Regions from separate parts of the Homo sapiens genome. Here all the other regions are linked to region 1. The links are chromatin contacts, found by Hi-C or POLR2A ChIA-PET in ENCODE. All regions are on one chromosome and are shown on one strand. Each heading gives the region's core, a stretch centred on a gene start or an enhancer-like site at or near the end of the contact. The rest is flanking DNA. Distances are from core to core; before and after follow the strand shown.

Region 1 (4,755 bases), core at 1,407-3,906:
AAACTTAGTCATTGGTAGTAAAGAAGAATGAACATTTTTCTTAAAATGAATAAATAACTAATACTGAGAAATGTTAATCTTAAGAATATTTGGTGTAATAAAGAATGAAGGCTTTCTTTGCAAAATTTAGGAGGGACATTCCCAGGGATGAACATGCTGGCTGCACTCCATATTACTGGATGTGATAACAAAATAGAGAAGAAATCTGCCACACACTCTGTATGGAGTACCGACATACCACAATCGGCAGATTCTACCAAATTCATACCGGCATAGTCTAAGAGAAAGAACAACGTTATTTAAATAAATAATATCCCTAATCAATAGTAATTCAATAACAAAATCAAACATGCTTTTATTATGGAAACTTATGAAACTACTATAGTCCACAAGCAAAAATTGAACAGAAATAAAAACTTATAATTCTTCAAATACATGAAGCCGAGAGTATATAATCCATTCTCACATACTGAATTTTAGGGTTTAATCCACCTAAGATTTAATGCAATCTGACCAGACTGGGAGAAATATTTTGAGGTAGTATGGCTCATAAGACACATTCAGTTCTTGTAAATATATTGATGTTAAATTTGGGAACAAATGAACATCTCACTGATAAGAGATATCTAGTAATTCAGTAATTCCGGATACTCTGACTCTCAAAAGTTAAGTATTTAAAGTTTCAGACACTCTTTTTAGTGCTGGTGTCATAAGGGACTATTTTCTTAAAAATAAAAAGCAAGTTGGGGTACTATGGAATAAAAATATGACCTATTTTTGTGTTTTACAGCAAGAAACCTGTAACCCAATAATTTTACCAATAGTGACTGTGAGAGGTCTGATAATTATGGGAATACATTATGTATATTTTATAGATACAACGAAAATAGGACAAAGTCTGTTTATTCATCAGCTCATAGCATGCTGGGAAATATGGGAAAAGGGGAAAGGCATGGTGCAGGACTTTCTCTCAGACGGACTGTGTTATCTTAAAATGGCAAATTTTGCTCCAGGGTGGTCAGGGAGACAAGTTTCCCTTACAAACGGAGAAAACTGACTTTTTTAAAAAACCCTTTTATTTGGTTTCCTACTCCTGTCCACAATCCCAACAGATGCACAGTTCATAAAAGATGTGAACCTGGAAGTATAAATATTAATACCACACAGTACATAAATACCAGGGGGCTACAGTATAAGAAAATGACTACCATAAGAGAGTTGTCAAGACATAGAAAAGCAGAGAATGAAGTGCATGTCAGGAGGAGGAACTCTTCTGCAGAAAGAAGCCACAGACATTAACAAAAATGTTGCAGTGGGAGAAAGTAACAGGTACATCAACAAGGCTAGAGCCACGTGGCGGGATAATAGGGATGCTGCCCAGGTGTTTCCAGAAGCGATAAAACTTGTAAACTTTTATAATTTTCTGAAGTGCGCTGCATGGTAAAATATGGTCATTGTGCAAAAAAGTTGTCCCCAATGCAGTCTCAGGAGTCACTGACTTCAAAATAAAGAAACGGTCTCTTCGTAGTAAATGTAGTACCTCGTGGCTTTCCCAAAGTCATTGAAAACGAATATCCCTAAAAAGGGTGTGATTTCAAGAGTGAATTACGATCCGCCCGCAATCTGTGTACCGTGTGTGGACGAATGCTTGCAGCGAGCGGTGCGGAAGGCTGTTCAGAGAGGTGTTTTTGGTCTGCCGTGGTCTCCTGGGATAGTCAGGAATGATTCTTGCTACGGGCTGACCCGGGTTCCCTCTTCCCCGAGGTGCAGGGGGTGGGGTCGGCTTCTGGACTGCTCCGCGCTCTCCGGTCCCTACCTCATTGGGCACCGCCCACTTCGTGGGCTTCCAGGTGCGAGCCCTCGCGCCGGGCCCATCTCCCCAAGGGGCCGCGGCGGACTGGAGGAGACGCCCGGGGCCTGGCGGCGCGCGCGTCCGCGGCCAGGGCGGGTGGGCGGATGCGCCGAGGAAGCGGCTGGGCGAGGAGCCTCCGCTCCCGGGCCTCGGGTGCCCGCCAAGGGCCACGCGGGCGAGGGGGAAACCCAGAACTTCCCGCCCGGGAGCGACTGCCCCCGCTCCCGGCTCTGGCTGGCTAGGGGGATGTTCTCGCGAGAGGAGAGGGGGCGCGGGGCACCGCTGGTTTGGGGGCGCGGGGAAGCCTGAGGACGAGGGCCGGGCAGGGAGGGGAGCAGAGGCGGCGGGCAGGGCCGGGGACGCGGGGAAGCCGCTCCCGCCAGTCGCCGAGAGCCAGCCCCTGACGTCAGGAGTTTTCCTCAAAGTCAACAACAAGCCCCGCGGCGACGGCGAGAACCGATCGGCGGCGGCCCCGAGCGGGAGGAAGGAGGGGGCGGGGAGGCGGCGGGGGGTCCCCTCAGCGAGGCGCAGCCCGGGAGGAGGCCGCAGAACCCCTCCCCGCGCCGGGCGCGCCCCGGGGCCCAGAGCCGCCGCCCCGCCGGCGTGACCCGGCCCCCGCCCGAGCGGTGTTTTCTGGTGATGAATTTGTAGCCGATATCCGATTCCCATGTAGAGTCTCCGCCTCCTCCTCTCCCCGCCGCCGCCCTCTCTCCTCCCTCCCCCTCCCGCCGCCGCCGCCGCCGCCGCCGCCTCCCGCTCCAGCTCCGCGGCCCGGCCCGGCCGGCTCCCTCCCTCCCTCCCCTGCAGCCCTTCGCTTGCCCTCCCGCCGGCCGCACCGGGCTCCAGGAGGCCAGAGGCTCTGTGGGGTGGGGGGAGGACAGGAGGGGAGGAGGAGGGAGGGGGGACCCCCGAGTCGCCCCCTCTCCTCCCCCCGCCCCCCCCCGGCTCCATCCTCCGCCGCCGCCCGAGCAGCTGCGGGGCCGCCACCGCCGCCGCCGCCGTTGCAGGTAACAGCCACCGCCCCCAACTCTAGCCCCCTCCCCGCCTGGCCTCCACTCCCTCCGGGCCCCGGGCCCCGGTCCGCCCTCCCTGCCTCCCTCAGGCGGGGGATGGCGGCGGGGTGGGGTGAGGCGGGGGCTTCTGGGTTGTCACCGCGCCGGGGGCGTGGGCGGGGGCTGGGTCACCGGAGGCTTCGGGTGTGGGTGTGGAGGCCGGGGGATGCCCAGCGCGGTTGACACCGACACCCCCCGCTTTCCGGGGAAAGCTGGGGGGCGGCGGTGCGCAGCGGGCCGGGGGAGGGGTGTTCCCGGCCTAGCGGTACCGTCTGTGTCTGGGCTGCCCCGGCCCGGCGCCTGCTGTCTGCGCAACTCTCGCTCCTTCCCCTCGCCCCTCCCCGCCCGGGCCGCGCGGCGTGGGGAGGGGGCGCCCGCCTGGACCGGGGGCGGCGGCGAGGTTATATAACGCGTGGAGCGCCGGTGTCAGTGTGTTTGGGTTGGGGGGAGGGAGCCGTCTGCCGCGCGCCCTGGCGCTGAGGCTGTCTGCGCGTGGGGTGGGGTGAAGGCGAGGATGCACAGGCGTCCCCGGGGTCTCCTTCCTTCCCCCACCCTTCCCCGCCACTGGCGCGCAGGAAAAGACGGCACTGGTGGGGTGGGGGGGGGGGTGTGTGTGTGGGAGGTGGGTAACGTGCTTGTCTGTGTTTTTAATAGTAGTGGGGTTTTGATCCGCTTGGGAGTTGTGTGCTAAGAATAGAAATGTGCGGAAGATGCTGGGTTTGGCTGATCCAGTGATGCTGTCGCTGCTGGCGGCGGCGGCAGCTCTGGCTGCAAGTAAACAGACCAGCCTCTTCCTTGTCCACCTCCTCCGGCGCATCGGTCCGCATCAGCCATGATGCCGGTGGGGCCCTTCAGAGCCCAAAGTTGAAGCCTAGCTGGTTGCTGTGTTGACCCTGACGCCGAGGCGGGGTCACCATCCCTTGTTTGGGATTTCCCGGGAATCTACAGTTAGCCTAGAGATAAAGAATCTCGTTGGGGCCAGGTTTTTCCAATACCGGTATTTACTGTTTATGTTCTGAAAGCAGAGGAAATGCTTACCCACAAGTCAAAGCTGGGATGCTCACATTTCTTCCATCAAAATAATGTTGTTATGAAAATAAAACCAACTCATTTCACCAATGTGGCATTTTGGTTGAAAGCCTGGTAGTTTGCAATTGATGAAGTTTCCAAATAGAAAGTCAACAGTGAAACCTATGCATCTATATTGGGTAATTTCTAGCCATAATAAAGTGTTCACACTTTGATTTTAGTTGAGGCTAAAGTAAAAAATAATGGCTTTTTGTAGTTAATACATTGGCAGTTGTCTCAACAGTTTAGACATGTGTTCCGTATTTGGTAAAGCATGGTCATATATGTCTTTTAGTAGAACTATACATCACTAGGCAACCACTGGGTTTTGTCAGTGGTTGAAGCTGACAAATGAGTGAAACTCATTGGTTTAGGTTATGTATTTACTTAGGAAAACGAAGGTGGAAGAGTCTAATAAAGATGGTGTAGGAAATGAAGATTAGTCTTCAGAACTTGAGTATCACTTGCAAAATATGTATAAACGAATACAAACATTCCGGGGGTGGTTGTCTAAAACATGAAAATATTTTATAATTAAAATAGCAACTTATTACTAAGTTACTAGTTTTCCAAGGTTTATGACTTAATGCACAATTATATGCAAGATATATATCCGGACTGTAATTGTTTTCCTTTTGCCAGTACATTATCTTGACTTGGAAAGTTTACCAAGGAGATAGTACTTGAAAGTTTACAGGGAGATGGTACTTGAAGATCTTTTTGTTTTCCTTACTAGGGTTGACCCCAATATCTTTGATTGGCTTGAGGTTCCAGTTTTAAAGT
Region 2 (4,755 bases), core at 798-3,297, 800 kb before region 1:
ATTAGTCAATATTTTAACATCGTTCAGAACAGTCCTCCCTTCGAAAATACTGAATACCATCTCTAGCTTTTCCCAATCGACCACAATTTGCAGATTTTCCTGTATCACAGAATGCCTCAAGTGTAAAGAAGCCCACTATATGCCAAAACATGCATTTTCGTTTTCATATAAAAGGTAAAACTCTCTTCCTCTATTCTCACAAATTCTTTTAGGCTCTGAAACCATGGCTTCTGGCCACTGTATACTCCTAATTTAAATACGGGTTTGTTTAATAATCTAGGAGAAAAGGCACACTGTGATCTCAAGAGCAGAATATATTCTGAAAGACAGTAATAGCCCTCATGAATAAAAAACAAACCAAATTCAGATTAGGGGGATGTGCACAGAGAAAGTAAAAGGGCAGTTAAGAGTCTTGAAAGATAAAGGTGTTCAGCTGAACACAAAAAGTTTAAATCCAGAGAATTATTTCTCAACCAGTGACACAGGCCACAGAACTTACAAAGTGCCATGGTTTTCTAGGATCTTTTGTTTGGCTTATTCTCCTCTTCAACTTTTTCTGTCCTGTTCCACTTTTCTCAGCATGTTAACTCATCTCCTTTCATCTCCAGGCTCACATCAGAATTCAACAGAGGACTCATCTCAAGTGGCAGGCAGTTCCTACACCCTTCTGACACAATTCCCAGATATGGCATGAGAAATCCCACTCTACCCAAGATATAATAACACTGTAAATTTAGAAACTTATAAATAATACAAGGGAATACAAAGTTTAGAACTGTATAAGACTCTTGGCCTGTAGTATTTCTGCTCTCCTGCATCTTTAAGCCAACAAAAATAACGACGGGCAATTTTTCATTTGTCAGTCAACTTACAAGGAATTTTAAGCACTGCAGTCAGAGGTACTAATCCAGTCTACAGAACAAAAACCCATTCTACAGAACAAAGCAAGCAAACACACCCAAACATGCATCTAACTGCAACGACAATTCTCTACCGGGTGCTTTTTTCTGGGGGCATTTCACTGCAAAAATCAGGCAAACCAGTTCTTGGACTCGATTCTGCGTGCTTGCCATACTCCAAAGTTAGATGATACAATAAACAACTTCTTCCCTTCCCTCTCCCGTGGTCACGTCACCTGTTGCATCACCTGGAAAGTGGTCTTCAGAGTGTAGGAAAGGAGCACCACCAGGATCTCTAAATAATTCAGCTGGGCTATTTTCTTGAGAAATGTTAGCCTCATTCATATTTTAACGAGGTTGCCTTTAACACACAAGGAAAGGGTGTGTTGGCTCCTGTTCACCTTTGAAGAGATTCTAGCACAGGCACCCGAAAGCTGTGACCTTCTGGACTTAGAGGGGCTTGGGAGTTTCTGAAGACGTAGCCATGGAGAGAGACGGACAGTTCGGCAGAAGCAGAGGAGCTGGGAGCGCAGGCGGTCGGGACGGGGGTCCCGGGGCAGCCCCGGGGGCCGGCAAGTGGGGTTGGAAACGCAACGGAAGCTTTGCCGAAAGGACACTGCACGTCGGCCAAGGGGTCGGGCCCAGAGCCGGGGTCGGGTCCAAGCTGAGCGGATGGGAGAGGTTCAAGCCCACCCGAGCTTTGGCCAAAACCCTCGGGCTGACTGGGTTCACCGGAGCGTCGACGAGTGCGAGGATTAAAAAATAACAATACTCCCTCCTTCACCCCCGGCTTCCCCCGAGAACTAGGCTGGAGGCGGAGACGCCAGGCAGGAAGCGCCTGGGGCCGGGGTCCGAGCCCCACGGGCGAGAGGAAGCCGGCCTGGGCCAGGGCTCGGGGCCGCCAGGGGCCGCACTCACCATGTCGTACACGTTGAGCACCACTAACTGGTTAGCCCCCATCCTCCTCCCCGCGGCCGCCGCCTCGTCCTCAAGCCGCTCCGTCTCCGCGGGGCCGGAGGCCGCTCTCACCCCCGCGGGCGCTTCAGGGGGCCTGAGCCGGGCACTAAGCGTACAGCCCGGCCCGCGGCAGCCGGGGCGGAAGCATCGGGCAGCCGAGCCGCTCCCGGGCGCCGCCGACAGGAGCGTCTGTGCGGACGGGGCCGGACCGTTGGCGGCCCGCTCCGGATGAGGCACCTCCCCTAGGCGGCAGACACGTGGGGAAAGGCGGGGCTTGAGCAAGGGGCGGGCGCCAGGCGCCCCGGGGGCGGGGCCGGCCCGGCGCCAGGACTGAGCCCGCCTGCGCTCTGGTTCTCGGCCGGCGCACCTCGGGACCTAAAATGGCGGCAACTCCGGCGCCTCCGCGTCCTGGAGGAACGGGGACCCAGGAAGACTACAGTTCCCAGCATGCAGTGAGGATTCCCCCTTGCTACTATAAGTGCAGAGGCGGAGTCTCAACAGCCCTTCGACTACAACTCCCTGCATGCCGCGGGGGCCCCGGTCCTACCAGACCAGGCCTCCCCGGGAGACTACAACTCCCAGCATGCAGTGCTTTAGAGCTGCGGCAGATCCCTTGCCGCCCGCGGGCGGTGAAATCTCCTACCTTCATTCACCCTCTCATCTCAGGTGCTGCTGCTGTTAGTAGTTCATGTTGCGTTGAGCTCGATGAAGCCAGCGAAATGTGGCAAAAGACCAGAGTGATGACCCTAAGTTTTCCAAATGCTTCCTCACCTTTTATTTGGCAAGGGGAGTGGTGGGGAAATAGAGGAAGACGAGTTACTGGTGTGGGATGAGGTGTAACGTGCATCCAATTAATCCTCAATGTGGAATTTACATTTTGTGAAACTATCCTGCTGAGATGGGAAGGGTACAGTAACCGTAGCTTAGCACAATCCTGGGACGTAGTATGCAGCTCTGCATTAATTCAACAAATGTTTGTTATGTGCTTCCTATGTGCCAGGCAGTGTTGTAGGCCCTCGGGAATGCCGTGATAAACAGGAACAGGGACATACAAAATATCACTGGTATGTGCTTTGCAGAAAATTTAAGTAAGGTGAAGTCATTCTTAAATTGGCTGCACGGGGAAGATCGCTGTAATGAGTTTTAAGCTGAAATGTGAATGACAAAGCCAGCCCCGCAGATATGAGGGGGAGGAGTATTTCAGTCAAAGGGAACAAATGCAAAGATCTGAAGCATGAAGGAGTTTTCTGTATTCAAGGAAACAAAAGATCACTCTTGCTGGGACACAGTAGGCAAGGAGTCGACGGTACTAGATGAGCTGGGCAGGTAGGCAGAGGCCAGATCCCGGAAGGATTTTAAAATTCATAACAGGGGTTGTATTTTAAACGAAGCCATAAGTTTGGACCAGGGAGTGAAATGAGTGTGCGTGTGTTTAAAAATGATTACTTGGGTTGCTGTGTGGAAAATGGATTTCAGAGAGGCAAAGGAGGTGGAAATAGGGAGATGAGTGTGGCAGATTGTGAAAATAGCCACAAATTATTTCCAGTCTCCCAAATTATACTCTTTGGTGGTGTCTACCCCCACTGACTGCACTGGACTGTGACTTGCTGTGGACGTGGGACATTAACATCGTGCAAGCAGAGGCTTAAAAAACACTTGTGAGTTGGGGCTTGCCCTCTTGCTGAACTTGGGAGTCCTGTGACCACCATTTTAGGAATGAGTGTGGGCTAGCCTGATGGATGATGAGGGACACGTGGTCAAGTCACGGCCCACATCCAGCTGACAACCAACCAACTGCGAACATGTGAAGCTCTCCCGGACTATCCTTCCCTGGCCACAACCACATGGATCGGACGAACTGACCAGCCAACCCACAGAATGTGAGAAATAATGTTTTAAGTCACAAAGTTTTGGGGGTGGTTATGTGGCAAAAGTTAATCAAGTCCACCAATTGGATGCTGTTCCAGAAGTGCATGCCAGCAAGTGGCTTCGTTGTGGCTGATAGTGGTGGAGACCGAAATAATTAGAGTTTAAATATTTTGGAGTAAAGTCTGTGGAACTTGCTAATGGGTTAGATGTTGAGTTGGTTAGGGAGAGAGGATTCGAGAATAACTTCTAGATTTTTGACTTGGGGAACTGAGTGGATAGTCCTGGCACTTCTAAGATGTGAAACATTTTGGGGAGGAGCAGGCTGGGGGTAGGGAAATCAAGAGCTATGGTTTGGTCATGCTAAGTTTGAGATGCCTTTTAGACATCCATGACTGCCAAGTAGTAGACATTTGAATAAACTGGAGTCATGGCCATTTATAGACTTGGGGCTTGGTTGGATGACCTAGGAATATGTGTAGCTAAAAAGAAGTGGGCCAAGAACAAAGCTCTAGGACCCTTCACCATGTAGAGGTCAAGTAAAGTATGAAGAGGAAGCACGGAGGCAGGAGGAAAATCAGAAAGAACATGATAACATTGATGTCAAGACTATTGGATTCAGCAATATAGAAATCACTGGTAGCTTTGATGTGAGCGGTCTCTGGGAGGAGTGAGATTTAAATAACTGCTTTAACAGTTTGAGAAGCAAATGTAAGGTGACAAAAGGGAGACAACTTAACTTGGGGGCAACAGCTGGATAAGGCGGTGTGGTCAATGGAGGGCATTTTGAAGATGGGAGATGCTGAGGCATACTTGCATGTAAAGGGAGAAAAATTGATATAGGAGAGGGAAAGATTTGCAAGGGCAAAGAAGGGAGAGGGATCCAGGACACAAGTTAATGGTTGCTGTTTAGTAGGGGGGATGCTTCATCTGTAGTGATGGCATAGAAGGCAGATGCAGGTGCACAGTTACGGCATAGAAGGCACGGAGACGGGTAGGCAGGTTAGAAATACGGGAGTGTAGGAAATGAGGG
Region 3 (4,755 bases), core at 890-3,389, 540 kb after region 1:
TACTGAACAAAGTTACAATTATTAGCAGTTTCATAAAAGCCCTTTTTGTTTAAAAAAGAATAAGTTGCTGCAAATATAAAATTCATGGAAGCAGAGTGATCTTCACTTTAGAATTTCCTGATTTGTTTTAAATTGATAAAAATAATTTTTCTTCCAAGGAAATGAAAAAAGAAGTAAATTGTTTTAATCGAATATAATCAAACACAATTACTATGTAAAAAAGTGGAAGAATCAAGGCAAGATTAAATTATCCTAGTTAAGTAAAAAAATAAACACCAGCAAAATTGAATATGTGTCTATTTGCATTTCCATAAAAGTTCTATAACGTAAAAGGGGTCTAGCTTTATCAAGGATATGCAATCCAGTTAGGATCTATGATTCTAAAAGAAAAGAAAAATTCACTCTTTAAGGACAGCAAGTCAATATAGGCATCTTACAGTCACCTTTCTTAAATCACTAAGACTTAATGAAGAGCAAAAGTAACTATTCAATGAGATTCTTATCTGTTCCTGATACCATGCAGTCACCAAAGCCAAAGTTCCAAGGAAAAAGAATGAACAAAAAAGGCCAGGCGCAGTGGCTCACGCCTGTAATTCCAACACTTTGGGAGGCCGAGGTGGGCGGATCACTTGAGGTCAGGAGTTCCAGACCAGCCTGACCAACATGCTGAAACTCTGTCTCTATTAAAAATACAAAAATTAGCTGGGTGTGGTAGTGCGCACCTGTAGTCCCAGCTACTTGGGAGGCTGAGGCACAAGAATTGCTTGAACCTGGGAGGTGGAAGTTGCAGTGAGCTGAGATCGTGCCACTGCACTCTAGCCTAGGTGACAGAGCAAGACTCCATCTCAAAAAAGAATGATCAAAAAAGCTCAGTGTTTATAAGTATGCAAACAGACAGATCCACAACAGGATAAAAATCTAACAAACTTGCTGCTTATGGGAAACTTACGTTTAATAGACTTTATCTATTTTCAGAATATCCTCTTGTCAAGAGTAGTGTTTGTCACACAGTAGATGCTCAACAGAATAAACAACAAGAAAACAAATAAATGAATAAAGAGTCTGCTATAGGATGGTGTCAAAAGAGGTGAGGTAAAGCTCCCTCTCAGTTCTAATATTTCATGATCTAAACTGAAAACATTACCTATTTTGAATTAGAAACTAGAGTTCAGTCGTTCTGGTTCAAAAGTGTTTCAGAATATTAACTCACCAAATTTAGACTATGGAACCACAGAAAATTATCAAAGATAAAACTCCAATATACAGATGTCTTGTTAGGCCCATCATTCAACAGTGAGACCACAAAACGATTACACTCAAACTCCACGTAACCACTGGGCTGACACACTCCTCCTTTCTGTAAGGCAAATGCAACGCATGCTTCAAGGTAGCTTTGAGCCCACCTGGGAAGCTTGCAGGTAGGTAGTCATTTTGGCAATTTAGGATTATCTACTCATTCACTCAGGTGTTACTAAATCTTGGTTTTGGTTTGGTTTTGTTTTGACTCAGCCAGTCCACATAACAAATAGCAGCAAGCAACCCCACAAATAATTTTTTTAGAAAGAGCTCTGGGCTGGCAGTCCCCTCTCCTCAACACAAGGCCTTGCTTCCTACTCCATTCCTGTGGCCATCTGGCTTCATCTTGTCTGAGCTTTCATTTTTTAGCCCACTTATCCCCTGGGACTAACAGTGCTACTTATATAATCTGCCTTTCAGAAACAGCCGATTCCAGCCACCCAGGGTAACTGCCCAGTTAGCTACAGTCCTGCTCTAGATCCCGCAATCCACAGGTCCAGCCCAGAGCCACACCTGAATGAGGCTCTCACAATGGGAAGCTGTACAGACACATGTGGCATATCAATGTGAGAGTGAAAGGGCAGTTCTCCAAATTACCATCCTCCATGGCAAATGTTCTATGAGTGCTTGGAAACACCATGTGAATGTGTTGATGAATGTAATCAAGGAGCTTCTTGACGCAAAGCCAGCAACACTGTGTTAACCCTGCAACATTCCATGATCCAGATGAAAGAGCAGCTGAGGCAGAAAGATGACGTAAAGATCATGAGTGTTCTGGGGTGAAAAGCATGTACTTACACGCACTAATGAGCATGTAATATTTAAGAAACTTAGCGCAGCAATCAGGGCCAAAAGGACTGAGAAAGTCCCTTAACAATCTCAGCCAAGTGTTTAAGCAAAAGAGTTGGTCTAATGTATATGCATGAGCTCCACCTTGAAATGTGGAGTGGCTAAGAAATGTCTTATAATTTCTAAATTACTCCAGTTATTATTAATTTTAAGCATTATTAGGTATCACTAATAAGTGTTACTACACCGTTTTTAAAAAGAAAGTCTAGAAGGCTGACTACAACATTTCTTTGTTCCTCATTTCTGGGAAGTTCCTGCTGTAGTCTTTTAAAGCCAGCTATGCAGAGCAGGCCAATGATCCACTCCAAAATCACAAGCTGGACTAAAGCCCCAGAAAAGTACCCTTGGAATCTTTTCTCTTTTTTGAAAAGTATAAACTTCTCCAAGGTACTGTGAGCTACAGAAAGGAATTTAAGCAGTTCCATCTTGGTTACCATGTGAAGGTACTTTGATCATTAAGCAAGAAAAAGAGGTTACTGTTACTCTTACCTCCCTTATGGCATAAAGAGGCCAAGTGAAAGGCGAAAGGTCGGAAACAATATGAAGACTTCAAATCAACATAAAAAATATATCCAATGTCATCAATAGTTGTTAAGTATATTCTCCAAAAAGTCCTTGAGTCCTAAGAAACCACCAGAAACATATGGGTGGCCTGGTCTCCAAGTCATGCCTGATCCCCTCCTTGTCAACTGTACAAGCCATTATTTTTTTTTTTTTTTTTTTGGAGACAGGTTCTTCCTCTGTTGCCCAGGCTGAAGTGCAGTGGCGCAATCTTGGCTCACTGCAACCTCCGCCTCCCAGGTTCAAGCAATTCTCCTGCCTCAGCCTCCCAGGTAACTGGGATTACAGGCGTGCACCAACACATCCAGCTATTTTTGTATTTTTAGTAGAGATGGGGTTTCACCATGATGGCCAGGCTGGTCTCAAACTCCTGATCTCAACTGATCCACCTGCCTCAGCCTCCCAAAGTGCTGGGATTACAGGTGTGAGCCACCATGCCTGGCCATCAAGCCATTCTTGTTTCATGAATATATATTCAAAATAGTAAATGCTAAAGGATGCAACAAAGGAGCTGAAAGCTGCTGTCACAATACCACATTTACAAGGAAACTTTTGATTTATCATATTTAAGGTATCATTTTTAAACATTCCATGTTAAAGTCATTCAGGTAATATGATAACAGCTTATGGAGGGGGCAGGCTTCTAACTATACATAAAACTAGAAATCCAAACCCAAAAGGTGCTGGACACTCTTCAAAGTTAGCATAGCACTCAATATTCAGCACTCTGCATTAGTTAAGTTAGGCCAAGAGAATGATACAGAAGAAGAATTCATTGACAATAAAAGCAGAATCCGCTCAGTGTTAATAGGTTTAATATCCTTTCTGTCATTAATGCAGAACATGAGACAATGATATGCTGACAAGGCAGAAAATTGAACTAAGTAGGTTGACATTTACTTTAAGAGGCTAAGAGCTCAAATTTAGGATAGAGACAAAGGAATACATAACTGATCAAGAATCTTAATTTCTGAATGACTGCCAGGCTTGGAAGTAACCAAAACATTATAGCTTCCTTTAAAAATATTTTTTCATAATCTAGAAGGATAATATAAAAGGCAACATAATAACTTGTTATTTCTTGGCTGAGTTTTTTTTTTTAATTTTTAAATTTTTTGTAGAGACAGGGTTTCCCTATGTTGCCCAGACTGGTCTCAAACACCTGGCCTCAAGTGATCCTCCTGCATCAGGCTCCCAAAGTGCTGGGATTACAGGCATGAGCCACTATGCCTGGCTTATTAGTTTTGCTAGACTACCTAGTTTTAAGCTCTGCCTCTTTTTATTTGCAACTTTTAATATGCTTTCCTCTTTCTAAAATTAATTTTTAAATTATATTCTCCTTGCAAAATTAGTTACCAATATTGTTAAAGGCCTATTTGACACCCTTTCAATTTCATTGCCTTCGTCCACCTCTCTAGTGGTTATCTCTGTTAAATATTTAGTGTTTACACTTTCAAATATTTTTCTGTGCATATCTATGAACCTCGAAGGGGAAAAATGTAGTATGGTTGTATATGGACTTAAAAAATACAAAAGGTTTCATACTAGATTTATCTTTAGCCATTTTGTTTTGTTTTCTTGCAACAATATATTTTGGAGATGGTCCAACATTAATACACATAGAACTACTTCCGTTTTTCATACTATGCACAAAATGACATAGTTTATCTAAACCATGTTTAGTTACTCTCCTTTGAACGATATTTAGGTTGTTCACATAATTATAAACAATGCTGCAAAAAGCATTCCCTATACATACCCCATTATGCATGTACTTGAGTTTTTTCTTGAGGGTAGATTTTGAAAAGTGAAGTGCACAATTTGAATATGAATGGACAGGACTAATTTACTTCCAAAGTATTTCCACCAATTTATGAACCCACCAGCAGAGTGAAAATACTTGTGTACTCATGACCTCACCAACTCTTGAAATTATCAATCTTGTTCTATTTTGTCAGTCTGACGGGTTGTTCTTTAATTTTTTTATTGTATTTCCTCAAATACTAATAGAATAAATACATTTTCATATGCTGACATCTTCCTCTTTTA

What was found. A loop is a pair of places that touch in the nucleus more often than their neighbours do. ChIA-PET counts read pairs that join two places held with the same protein, here RNA polymerase II (POLR2A). Pooled maps may share reads with other maps.
Region 2: a loop to region 1 is called in a map of B cell, with 10 times the contacts of the local background. The contact joins the promoter of DESI2 here to the promoter of AKT3 in region 1. A Hi-C loop is called at or near these places in 5 of 168 maps with a recorded cell type or tissue (B cell, CD4-positive, alpha-beta memory T cell, CD8-positive, alpha-beta T cell and 1 more), 3 of 37 single-sample maps with no recorded cell type and 18 of 50 pooled maps. POLR2A ChIA-PET finds 5 or more read pairs at or near these places in 1 of 52 experiments (T-cell).
Region 3: a map with no recorded cell type shows a loop between it and region 1 (6-fold over the local background). The contact joins the enhancer-like site here to the promoter of AKT3 in region 1. A Hi-C loop is called at or near these places in 1 of 37 single-sample maps with no recorded cell type and 2 of 50 pooled maps. POLR2A ChIA-PET finds 5 or more read pairs at or near these places in 2 of 52 experiments (B cell and T-cell).

The regions. Positions count from the first base shown.
Region 1 is chr1:243,848,144-243,852,898 of GRCh38, reverse strand. It overlaps AKT3 (AKT serine/threonine kinase 3), which reads left to right and starts at 2,656. Exons shown (of 14, transcript NM_005465.7): 1 at 2,656-2,859. RefSeq lists an enhancer at 3,247-3,747.
Region 2 is chr1:244,650,418-244,655,172 of GRCh38, reverse strand. It overlaps DESI2 (desumoylating isopeptidase 2), which reads right to left and starts at 2,047. Exons shown (of 5, transcript NM_016076.5): 1 at 1,818-2,047. The coding sequence starts at 1,859. RefSeq lists a silencer at 1,534-2,303 and enhancers at 2,384-2,543, 2,803-3,376.
Region 3 is chr1:243,310,820-243,315,574 of GRCh38, reverse strand. The region is part of intron 8 of SDCCAG8 (SHH signaling and ciliogenesis regulator SDCCAG8); the gene reads right to left. Among named protein-coding and RNA genes, the nearest start is that of MIR4677, 33 kb to the left of the region's middle. Within about 2 kb of position 2,139, at least 5 of the 41 ENCODE cell types and tissues checked have a DNase peak (open chromatin) inside an H3K27ac peak, as active enhancers do; they include B cell, where a contact is called at or near this core.